Linked DNA regions of Mus musculus: regions 1, 2 and 4 are each linked to region 3. Evidence: chromatin loops called from intact Hi-C (ENCODE). Cell type or tissue: heart. All regions are shown on one strand. Region 1 has its middle 1.4 kb from the start of Npr2. Region 2 overlaps Fam221b (family with sequence similarity 221, member B). Region 3 holds the start of Gba2 (glucosidase beta 2). Region 4 holds the start of Hint2 (histidine triad nucleotide binding protein 2).

What was found. Peaks named below come from ENCODE experiments on the same cell type or tissue, not always from the same donor. Only the 100,000 strongest peaks of a DNase experiment are listed, where the experiment ranks them.
Region 1: a loop joins it to region 3, with 1.9 times the contacts of the local background. A loop is called at or near these places in 3 of 42 quality-filtered maps.
Region 2: a loop joins it to region 3, with 1.9 times the contacts of the local background. A loop is called at or near these places in 9 of 42 quality-filtered maps.
Region 4: a loop joins it to region 3, with 1.9 times the contacts of the local background. A loop is called at or near these places in 9 of 42 quality-filtered maps.

What each region holds. Positions count from the first base shown.
Region 1 is chr4:43,629,276-43,631,775 of GRCm38, forward strand. It overlaps a transcript of Npr2 not described here. Among named protein-coding and RNA genes, the nearest start is that of Npr2, 1.4 kb to the right of the region's middle. In heart, a CTCF peak has its summit at 1,083 (motif pointing right); DNase peaks (open chromatin) are centred at 1,146 and 2,266; H3K4me3 peaks cover 1,931 bases; H3K27ac peaks cover 1,094 bases.
Region 2 is chr4:43,665,575-43,668,074 of GRCm38, forward strand. Fam221b (family with sequence similarity 221, member B) reads right to left here. Exons shown (of 7, transcript NM_175517.3): 2 at 183-1,035; 3 at 1-29. The coding sequence starts at 1,035. Among named protein-coding and RNA genes, the nearest start is that of Fam221b, 2.0 kb to the right of the region's middle. In heart, a CTCF peak has its summit at 1,045 (motif pointing left); no DNase peak of the experiment used is centred here; H3K27me3 peaks cover 2,152 bases.
Region 3 is chr4:43,577,948-43,580,447 of GRCm38, forward strand. Gba2 (glucosidase beta 2) reads right to left here and starts at 917. Exons shown (of 17, transcript NM_172692.3): 1 at 69-917. The coding sequence starts at 400. It overlaps Rgp1 (RAB6A GEF compex partner 1), which reads left to right and starts at 788. Exons shown (of 9, transcript NM_172866.3): 1 at 788-1,056; 2 at 1,428-1,562; 3 at 1,940-2,076; 4 at 2,349-2,432. The coding sequence starts at 1,447. In heart, a CTCF peak has its summit at 946; a DNase peak (open chromatin) is centred at 694; H3K4me3 peaks cover 2,188 bases; H3K27ac peaks cover 1,781 bases.
Region 4 is chr4:43,655,555-43,658,054 of GRCm38, forward strand. It overlaps Hint2 (histidine triad nucleotide binding protein 2), which reads right to left and starts at 891. Exons shown (of 5, transcript NM_026871.1): 1 at 805-891. The coding sequence starts at 885. It also overlaps the pseudogene Gm4748. In heart, CTCF peaks have their summits at 1,198 (motif pointing left) and 1,912 (motif pointing right); DNase peaks (open chromatin) are centred at 304 and 1,097; H3K4me3 peaks cover 1,981 bases; H3K27ac peaks cover 1,324 bases.

The DNA.
Region 1 (2,500 bases), 51 kb after region 3:
CAGGCGTCCCTGAAAGACTTGGCTGGGCCTTGGTGGCCGAGACACTGTGAGTCCATGAATCAGCAGAATTTCTACCAAGAGGCTCCTCACCTTAGGAATCAGGGAACCCGGTTTCCAGTTTCTGTTCCACCACTGAAAAGCCATTTCGGATTAGAGGGTCGGGGGTGGGGGCTGGGGGGTGGGGATCGCGACTGTGTGACCTGTCTCTTGGCGGCTGCTTTCGATTTCGATTATTTCTGGGCAGGTGGACTGGAACCATTCTACCTCTGCGCTCTGTGAGTTGGCAATGTTATGTTATTTTTGCCCTGCTCTGCTCTTCTCGCGAGAACAGTGATTTGGTTGACTGGTGTGGAGCTGGAGAACAGCATGTGGTGAGTGCCTGCCGCATCCTGGAGACTGAGGCGAGGAGCACTGGGAGTGGGAGAGCAGCATGAGCCATGCCCCCAGTACCTGTTTCTAAACAAGTAACTATAAACAAACGAATAAATAAATAAATAAAATAATATACATAAATAAGTAAATATAAATAAATAGAATAATATATAATATACATAAATAAGTAAATATTTATAAATAAGAGAGGAACCATTTTTTTTGAGACATTTGCTATTTAGCTCAGGCAGTCTCTGAACTCACTATGTAGCCCAGGCTACTCAAATTCACGGTCGTTCTACCTCAGTCTCCCAGTCCCAAGATGACAGGCCTGAGAGTCGTGTCTTTTTCATATTGTCCATCCCCTTTGTGACTGCTCTTCCTTTTATTGCCCAGACAGAGCATAATTCCTTTTCACCAACAGGATTGACAGCCTGGAGCAAGAATTCATTTCCCTCGGTGTTCTTTAAAGGGGGGAGGGGTACCCATAAGCTTCTATTTGGATAGAGCATCCAGCAGGGCCACTTGTCAATGTGGCTTTCTTATGACCTCTGTGTTCACTCCAGGGACCAGGGTTTTTAGCTGTGTGCCCCTCTAAGGCAAGAGCTGAAACAATTAGCTTCTTTCGTGTTCCAGCCTACAGCAGCCAGAACTCATGGCTCTGAATAAAAAGACTCGGTCCTTAATTTCTCCTCAAGCCACTAGGGGTCGCCTTCATCTCAGAGAAAGATTGTCCTCAGCCTGCAAGCTCTCAGTCTCTGCTGGGGAGCCTTTGGCTTCTTGGCACTGTGATTTCTGGAGAAGTGGCTTCAAGTGGGAGAGAAACTGGCTGTCGGCATGGAGGAGAATGTGTTTATGTGCATGTCCTTTTTGATAATTTGAGAACTCCCCAAGGTGCCATAGCTGTTCCCTTTGCAATGATGTCATCTCTCACAAGCTGTTCTTCCAGATGGGGTCAGCACTCCAGATAAGGGGTACCTGGATGAACTTTCTAGCCTGGAATTTTAGGAGTGAGGTGGATCCCTAGGTGGGGGTACAATGAACTTTAATTGCTGAGGCCTGTTAGGCTTAGTCAGTCCATAAGCTCCCACCAAGTGTGGCTCAGGAAGACAAAAGGACAAGGCCCTGGGAACAGATGGCTGATGGATCCAATAGGCATAAGAGCAGAACGACCGTGGAGACAGAAACAGAGTGGAGAGTTGAGTCCCCAGGAAGAGGAGGACTCGTGGACTCCATAAAGATCCGAGAAGAATGGAGTCCTTTGGTGCCATGAGGGTCTGACTTCCTCCTGCCTGAGGAAAAGCACTCTGGCGTTGAGGAGATGGGTAGAGTTTTCCCTACCCAGGAATAAATGGATACCCAGTGATTGGGGATTTCTGACAGTTTCCTGGAGACTGGAGCATCTGCGGAAATCTGATTGAGTGAATGGACTCTAAGAAAAGTGGGGTGTCAAGGGAAGAAGGCAGGCATGAGTGAGATGGGAGCAGTCCTGTGCACAAGGGGCTTGGGGGAAGCAGAGGAAGGCCCTTACAGTATGGGGACGCCCATGAACCTCGCTGGCCTAGAGGCCCGGGGTGCTGAGCCCCTGGGGCGCTCACCGGGTGGTTTGGGGACTGGGAGGTCCCTGGGCGCCAGGCAGGGGTGGGGGTGGCAGCAGCAGCCGGAGGGTGGGGCCGGGCGGGGAGGGGAGGGGGAGGGGCGGGGTCGGGCGGCCTGCCGGGGAAGTCACACTCGGCCGCCGCCGCGGGCGCAGCGAGCGGAGACGCGCCGGGCCGAGGCGACCTGACCTGGACGAGCGAGCGGCGCGCGCGGGGGCCCAGGCGGGGGGCGGGAGGCAGCGGCGGGCAGCGCAGGCCGCCGGGCCCGGGAGAAGCGGAGCGGAGAGGAGCGGGGGACACGGGCGGGGCCGCCGCAGCTCCGGATGGGACCAGCGCCCGGGCCCGTTAGTCCAGGCAGGAGCTTCGGGAGAAGCCGTCACTGGGAGAGTCACCCCTGCCTTTCCCTCCCCTCTGGCCCAGGCCTCGCTTCGCTCCCTGCCTGCCCATGTCCCAGTCCTTCCGCGGCGGGCGCCCTCCCACCTCAGCCCGGGGCTCTGGCTTCTCGCAGCTCTTTGCTCTCCCGGCCCGAT
Region 2 (2,500 bases), 88 kb after region 3:
AGCAGGGACCACTGGGCGGCTTGTAACACCTGGGAAGGGAGGGGCTGAGTAACCAGAGGGGAGAGAAAAGGCCTTAAGACTAAGAGGACTCACATGCAAAAGAGTAACCCAGTCCCCCACTTCTGGGTAAATCAAGGGTAGTGCAAAAGCCACAGGGACAGGGGAAAGGTAGGGACAGTTACCACCAGCTCTTTTCTCCTTCTTCTTCTTTGCACGAAGCCCAGGCTTGGCTGCAGGGATCTTACTAGTACCCACTGCCAGCTCATCTTCCCCTGCTTCCCCCTCCTTTGTAGATTCGTCCTCCTTGGCCTGGGTTGGTGATTCTGAAAAGGAGTGCTTTGGAAAGTGCTCAGATTCAGGGACCTGGGTCTGTGGGACTTTATCAGAGGTAAGCTCATGGGACGACTCAGGGATACTGGCTGTTGGTGAGACCTCAAGAGGTTCTTTTTGGACTTCGGAGACGGGACTCTCATACTTGGGGATATTGGCTGTTGACGAGACCTCAAGAGGTTCTTTTTGGACTTCAGAGATGGGACTCCCATACTCTGGGATATTGGCTGTTGGTGAGACCTCAAGAGATTCCTTTTGGACTTCAGAGATGGGACTCCCATACTCTGGGATATTGGCTGTTGGTGAGAGCTGAAGAGGTTCTTCTTTGACTTTAGAGATAGGACTGTCATAGCCAAACTCCTCCAAAGGAATCTCAGCGATGGCTTTTTCTAGAGAGGTCACAGATTGAGGAGACAGTTGGGGTGGTAGGGAAAGAAGCCCAGAAGAACTGGACTTTACAGGAGGAGTTCCAGAGACAGAAGAATCCTGGAGGCCCTCAGCGCCCTTGGTGTCGGGATTCAGGGAGGCAGGTGTTTCAAGATGGATTTCTGGAGGCTGGAAATGTTTCTGTGAGCTGGAGGGCTGTAAGGGAGTTTCATGGGTAGTGGCCTCGTACAAGTCTTCAGCGTTGGTGTCCTCTAAAGAAGGCTGTTCCTTTGCATCCTGAGTGTCCTGAGGGCCTTCTGTGGTCTTATTTGCTTCCATCTAGTGGCAGAATAAGGTACAGGCTCCATTAGGCTGAGGCTGGAGGGTCTATAAGTCGGGGCAGAGCCCCAGGGTTCACAGATGGTACAGATAAGGAAAAAAAAATTAGTACTGCACCTAAGACATTACAAGTAAGAAAGAAGTCTGAATTTCAGGGTGCAGTGCCAGGAGGGTCTCTCATGTATACTCCCCCTCCCCACAGTACTATTGTAGGGTGGCAAGGAGCTAGAATTTAAAGATGAAGCAACAGAAGAAGCAGTCAGAATCTCATCAGTAGATGGTAGCAGAGGACCATGGCCCAGGAGGGAGCCCCAACACAGCTACTTTGCCAGTCCAAGTGCAGGGTGTGGGGCATGTCTTAAGATCCTGGAATTGTAGCTCTGGAGTGCCCGAGTGGGGTTGGCTTCGAAGAGCCCAGGAGAATGCCACAGAACACACAGCTGTTGTCCAGGGATACCAGCCTCCTTCCTTAATCTCATTTATGTGCAAGGCTTCAACTACTTCCAGCTACATGCTGTGTCCACTTGTGCTCCCCTCTTTTTCTTTTGAAGGCCTTGTAGCCCAGGCTCTTTCTGAACGCCTTATAGGACTCCTGCCTCGGCCTTGTGAGGATGACATTATAAAGGTGCATCACCGTGCCTGGCTACCTCTGGCTTCTAAATCTGCATCTCTAACTCAGATCTCGTTATTCCCTTGTGCTTTAGGTGCGCATGCCTGGTCTTTCCCAGGGAAGTCCCACTCCCTTCAAACCTGGAAATACATGTCTTACCCTAGTCTTCTGTAGTGCCATCTGCAACTAGCACCACTCTTAATCTTCCAAACACGCCCCAATTGTATCTCTTTCTCACTGCTCCCTTCAATTTGTTCATGTCCTCATTATCTTCTGCCTGGCGGTACAGTACCATTGGCTCTCCACTACCACCTCTGCATATCCACCCACTCAACCTTACACTTAGGACATATTTTATAAACATCCCAAACTAACACTTTACTCAGGCACCATGTATGCATCTGGGACCAGATGAGCTTGAGAGGCAATGCAGCACACAGGAGCAGAATGGATGGCTTGTCTCCAGGATGCTGTGAAGAGGGAGGGTGCTAGATTCACCCTAGAAAGATCCAGGAGGGAAGCTCTTTCCTCCTCCAGCAAGACCTTTTGAACACACACAACCTTCTGAACCAGCCTAATGGATGACATCCAAGTTTCTTGGCCCTGACTGGCAAGGTCTGTTGTCACCACCTCAGACCCTTTCAGGTGCTAAGGAATGAACTGGAGGCTTTTATATGCTGGCAAGTGCTCTATCATGGAGCTACACCCAAAAACCCTTGGTATTTTGAGACAGGGTCTCACTATAGGCCTGGCTGGCCTAGAATTTGGACCAAGCTGGCTTTAAACTGGCAATAATTCTCCTGCCTCTACTTCCCAGGTACTGAAATTACAGGCCAGTGCCACCACTCGGGCTTC
Region 3 (2,500 bases):
CAACCTAGGCAGGGAGCCTGAATGGGATCATAGGAACCACGGCGTTCTAGGCAACGGAATCCACTCACCTCAAGCCCATACCGAGGTGCTTTACCAAATTACTGAGAGAGATGTTGTTAGCTTGAAAAGGTCTCCTCTTCTCTGCAAACTCGTGAGCCAAGCAGATCCGCCAGCCAAAAGGAGGCACCTGGTAGCCCCTAGCTTTACCCTCGTAGGAGGCCATCAGCTGCCCAGAGTCCTCTGAATTGCAGTAGCTTGGTTCATCCTGGGGTCCACTATCCTCGGGGCTCCCGCAGTCTGTAACCCGCACAGCCTCAGTGCCGCCAGTATCTTCACAATAAACTTGGGAATCTCTTTCGGCACAGCCGACCTGCTCTGAGGCCGGGACGCAGGTTACCATGTTCACTGGATCCTGGGTCCTCACGACCCCGGTGGCCTCGGTTCCCTCTGACAGGTTTCTGACGTTTCAAAACGCTGATGCCAGTTGCAGTTAGGTGCAGTCCGGGAGGGCCCGATGCTGGGGAAAGCCGTGGGACGTTGGTATCTGGGTAAAGTCAGAGAGCTCCTGCTGCTGCAGCAGCGGCTACAGCAACAAAGTCGCCACGGCCTCTCCCTGGGTCGCGTCTCTAGATCCTAGGCGGGAAGGGTTGGGCCTTGTTGTCATTGGGCCGCGGTGATTAGCACGCCCGGCCGAGGGCCGACCAGCTCCACGGACGGGGGCGGTGCCGCGGTACCTGCCCGCAAAGCACCGCCTCTGGGACCCGCCCAGGAGCTCCCGGCGACCTTCGGCCCCGCCCCGGGCTGCGGCTCCAGCGGCTCCAGGGCTGGGTACCGGGTCCCTGCAGCCAGGATCCCCCGCGCCCACGCTCAGGTGCCACCGCTGGGAAGGTGACCCGCAGACCCGGGACCACCGGATCCCTTTCCGGCCGGAAGCACCCCGCAAGTCGGACCGGAAGGGGCGCCTCAACCCTGAAATGTGACAAAGGAAGTCCCGCCTCTGCCGCGCGACAGACTCCGCGGATGCCACCGAGCTCCGAGCCGGTCTCGCAGGGGCGGGTAGGTGAGGACCTCCATGCGTAAGAATCTGAGTTTGGAGACGCGCGGCGATGTCCTGGGCTAGGACGTGGAGCCTCGAGGGAAGCGGGGACAGAGGCAGGCCTGGGAGGCGGCGCAAGGGGCCTAACCCTGGGCGCAAGGAGGTCTGGAGCTAAAGCGACGCCCTCCCGCAGGCAGTTCGGAGTCAGTTTCCGCCACCCCACCAGCTCCTTAAACCCCAGTGCTTCCCACCCTCACTGAAACTTGAAAAAAAAAAAAAAAACAACCCACTTCTTGCCCCCCTCGGACTCAGGTCTAGACTTAAGCCTAGGTCTTAAACACTCCTTCCTTCATTTCCCCGTACTGACTTCTGGCACTCTGTTTCCTTCTAGATTTGGTTCCGGAGCTGCCATGATCGAAGTGGTAGCTGAGCTGAGCAGAGGTCCTGTGTTTCTGGCGGGGGAGGCTCTGGAATGTGTGGTGACTGTCACTAATCCCCTTCCCCCGACCGCCACTTCTGCATCCAGGTGGGGATGCTGGTATTGGAGGTGGTGGCCCTTCCGGGAGGAAGCCTGGTATCGCTCGTTCTAATTAGAGCTTTGGTTGTTCAGTAACTACACTAGCATCAATCACCACCTTCTTGCTCATTGTAATGAAGGGCTTTTAAACAAATATGTGGATGGCAGGACCCCTTACTCTCCTTTGCTCCTCCTCCCGGTATCACTCCTTTTTGAGTTCAATGTACTTGATGTTGTTGTGTAATGGTTTTATTTCAGGGGTTCTGGATTCCCTGGTCACTAAGATAGTCATCTAACCTTGGTGATCTTGGTCAGACAGTTTTCTAGAGAAAGTATTGGTGAAGTCAAGAACTAGGTTCCCATACCTTCGTTTCCCTTTTCCACAGTGAGGCTCTGGCCTGGGCCAGTGCCCAGATCCACTGCCAGTTCCATGCCAGCGAGAGTCGAGTAGCACTGCCACCCCCTGACTCTAGTCAGCCGGACGTCCAGCCTGACAGCCAGACTGTCTTTCTGCCACACCGAGGTTAGAGAGAGAGAGAGAGAGAGAGAGAGAGAGTGTGTGTTTGTCATGGAGGGAGGGGAAGTTATTGTCACCCCAGGGTAAAGTTAAGTTGTTCTTGTATGACATGGTCACCAACACATCAGTGGTGGAAGGGAAGGTAGCTTGATTTGGGACTATAAGACTTACCTTATTACAACAGAAAGAATTGGCGGCTTCCCCTGCCTCCACTTGCTGTGTGACCCTGGTTGGCAATGGACAATGGAGTCCATTGAAGTCTTTTTGACTTTTCATAGGTGAGAGGGGCCAGTGTATCCTTTCTACTCCACCCAAAATTCTGTTTTGTGACCTGAGGCTAGACCCTGGAGAGTCCAAATCATGTGAGTGATTGTCTCCCAACCCCAGATTGCTTTCTAAGTCTCCTGGAGGGAGGACTCTGGCTGCTTCT
Region 4 (2,500 bases), 78 kb after region 3:
TGAATGAAACTCTTTACTGTTTTTAACGTATTTCTACTACACGTTTTCTGATCTTTAAGCCTTGTTACTTGATTTAATGTATTTGTCCTGACACTGGCTGATTTCTCATTTGGGTGTCAAATCTTATTGTGCAGCTTTCCTGTTAGTGTTTCTATGCAGGCCAAGCTGGCGCAGTCCTGGTAATTCTGCTGCCACAGTCTCCCACATTGCTGGGATTATAGGAATGCGCCACCATGCTTGGCTTCTACACTGGACTTTCGGTTCCAGTCATGTGAATCAGCGGAGTTACGGAAGAGTTCAGCTAAGTGAACTAGGCTGTACCTGAGGGGATAATAGGTAGGGATATCCCAGTTTCCCACCGGTTCAGAGAGGGCTGGAGCCAGTGTGTGACACTGAAGCAAAACAGTGGGGTCAATGAAATCGCTGCTGCGTGTGGTGGTGTGTGAAAGATGAAGGAGCAAAACTGGTGCACATTATAGGGTCAGAGGTCCGAGGAAGACAGCCGGCTAGCTCCCAGAAGGGAGCACTCACTTCTTGCAAGGGGCACGGTTGAGGTAAGCCGAGAGCTGGCTCCCGGACAGCAGCACACGCTCCATCTCAACCGAGACGCCCCCCGGCTGTTCCCAGAAGCGGTCGCAGGCAGATCGCTTCTCTCCGGGACTGGAGTCAGACCTGCCCGCCCGCAGAGTCCCGGAATTTGACCCTTGGTCGAGGCAGTGGCTCCGCGGGGATGAGTGCTGCGCGTGCCGGGCCCGGAACGCGCCAGTGCCTGCAAGACCCCTCGTCCCTCTGGCTGCTTCTCACCTGCGCCCCCCGGGCCCCCGCGGCAGCCAGGGTTCTGCGCGCAGCGCGCAAGCCCACGGCCAGCAGCACAGCAGCAGCCATCTTCCTGAGAGTGTCGCCTGCAGGCGCAGCCCCATTGGCCGTGGCCTGCTGGGGGGCGGGTCCCGTCGTACATCTCATTGGCTGCCTCTGCGAACGCAGGGCCAATTTTTGTTTGGTAGCGTGAAAACTCTTTTTCCATTGGGTCCCTACGCAGTTTCACTCTGAGATACATTCCCATTCCATTGGAAGGACTAAACCTGGGGGTGGGATATTCTCCTAATGGACTCAGGTTCGCCACCTTGACCAAGCGCTCGTTCTCGGCCTGTCCCTTTTAGCTCTGGCCCCTCTTGAGGGGTAAGGGGGGTGAAGAGGGCGGGGCCTCGCCACCTGCTGTACAAAAGGCTAAAAGTAGCGCAGACCCATCTCCGCATTGGTCAGGAGGGCGGGGTTCTGAGGACATTCGGTGTTTATTGGCTCCCGAAGAACATGGGCGGGACTCAAGGTGAATTGGGACCTTTTTTTTTTTTTTTTTTTTTTTTAAAATCTGTAGGGTAGGCACCCAGTCTTTTCTTAACAATTTCAGCCTTTGGACCACTGCAAAGATTTAAAACATATCGTATGAAAATATCTTTTTAAAATCGAGATCAATTTCTTCCTGTTCTTGCTCCCACTTACATCAGTTTTCAGGGCATTTTTTTTTCCTTAAACGAGTGAGGATGTATGTTATACTATGCGTTATTCTTTTCTCCACTTCATAAATGGTGGGTGGTATCGTTACCTCTGTGCCCAGCATTTTCAGTGAGGCAGGTCTGATTGTATACACTTTTTTTAAATACAAAAATTGTGTGTGTGTGTGTGTGTATACGCCTGTGGGTTATGTGCATATGGATGCTATAAGGCGTAGGATGTCCTGGCGCTGGAGTTACAGGCTGTTGAGAGCCACCTGATGTATGTGCTGGTAGCTGAATTCCAGTGCTCTCCAAGTTCAGTATATGTCCTTAGCTGCTTAGCCATCTCTCCAGCCCTTAAAGATTTATTTGTTTACATGTGGGTGTATGTGCAAGCCCATGTGGGTGTCTGTAGAGGCCAGAAGAGGGTGCCAAAGATGCCTCCTTAAAGCTGGAGTTACATACACATAGTGTGAGCCTCCTGATGTGAACCAAGTTTAAGTCCTCTACAAGTATAGCAAGCACTGAACCATCTCGCCAGTTCTGCTTCATGTTTTGAAATAAGAAACACAGTATTTCCCTTGAGCAGCAGAGGCAGGAGGATCACTCATGATTTCCAGGCCAGTGTGGTCTACACAGCAAGACTCTGTCTCAAAAAAACACTAGTATCCCCTCACTCCCACCCCTCTAAATACTCACCACCTGGAGAGTTCTGGTCTGGCACAATAAGGTAAGTTACTATTATATCTTTAGAGGCTGTTATGTGTTTGCACATGTCCTGATATATAAATGCTCAACAGTTGAGTATTTGGTGTTTTGCTGTTCTGCAGCTTTTTATGGTAGTAATAAATGTCATGCTCCTTGTTATGTTTTTCAGATTACGGTAGTTTATACACTGCAATGGCCACACACTGTGTCCCCAGTGACCTGATCACAGTAACTCTATTAACAGAATTAGTTTTATATGATTATCACAGCACATACCACCAATGCCGAGACACTCTGGA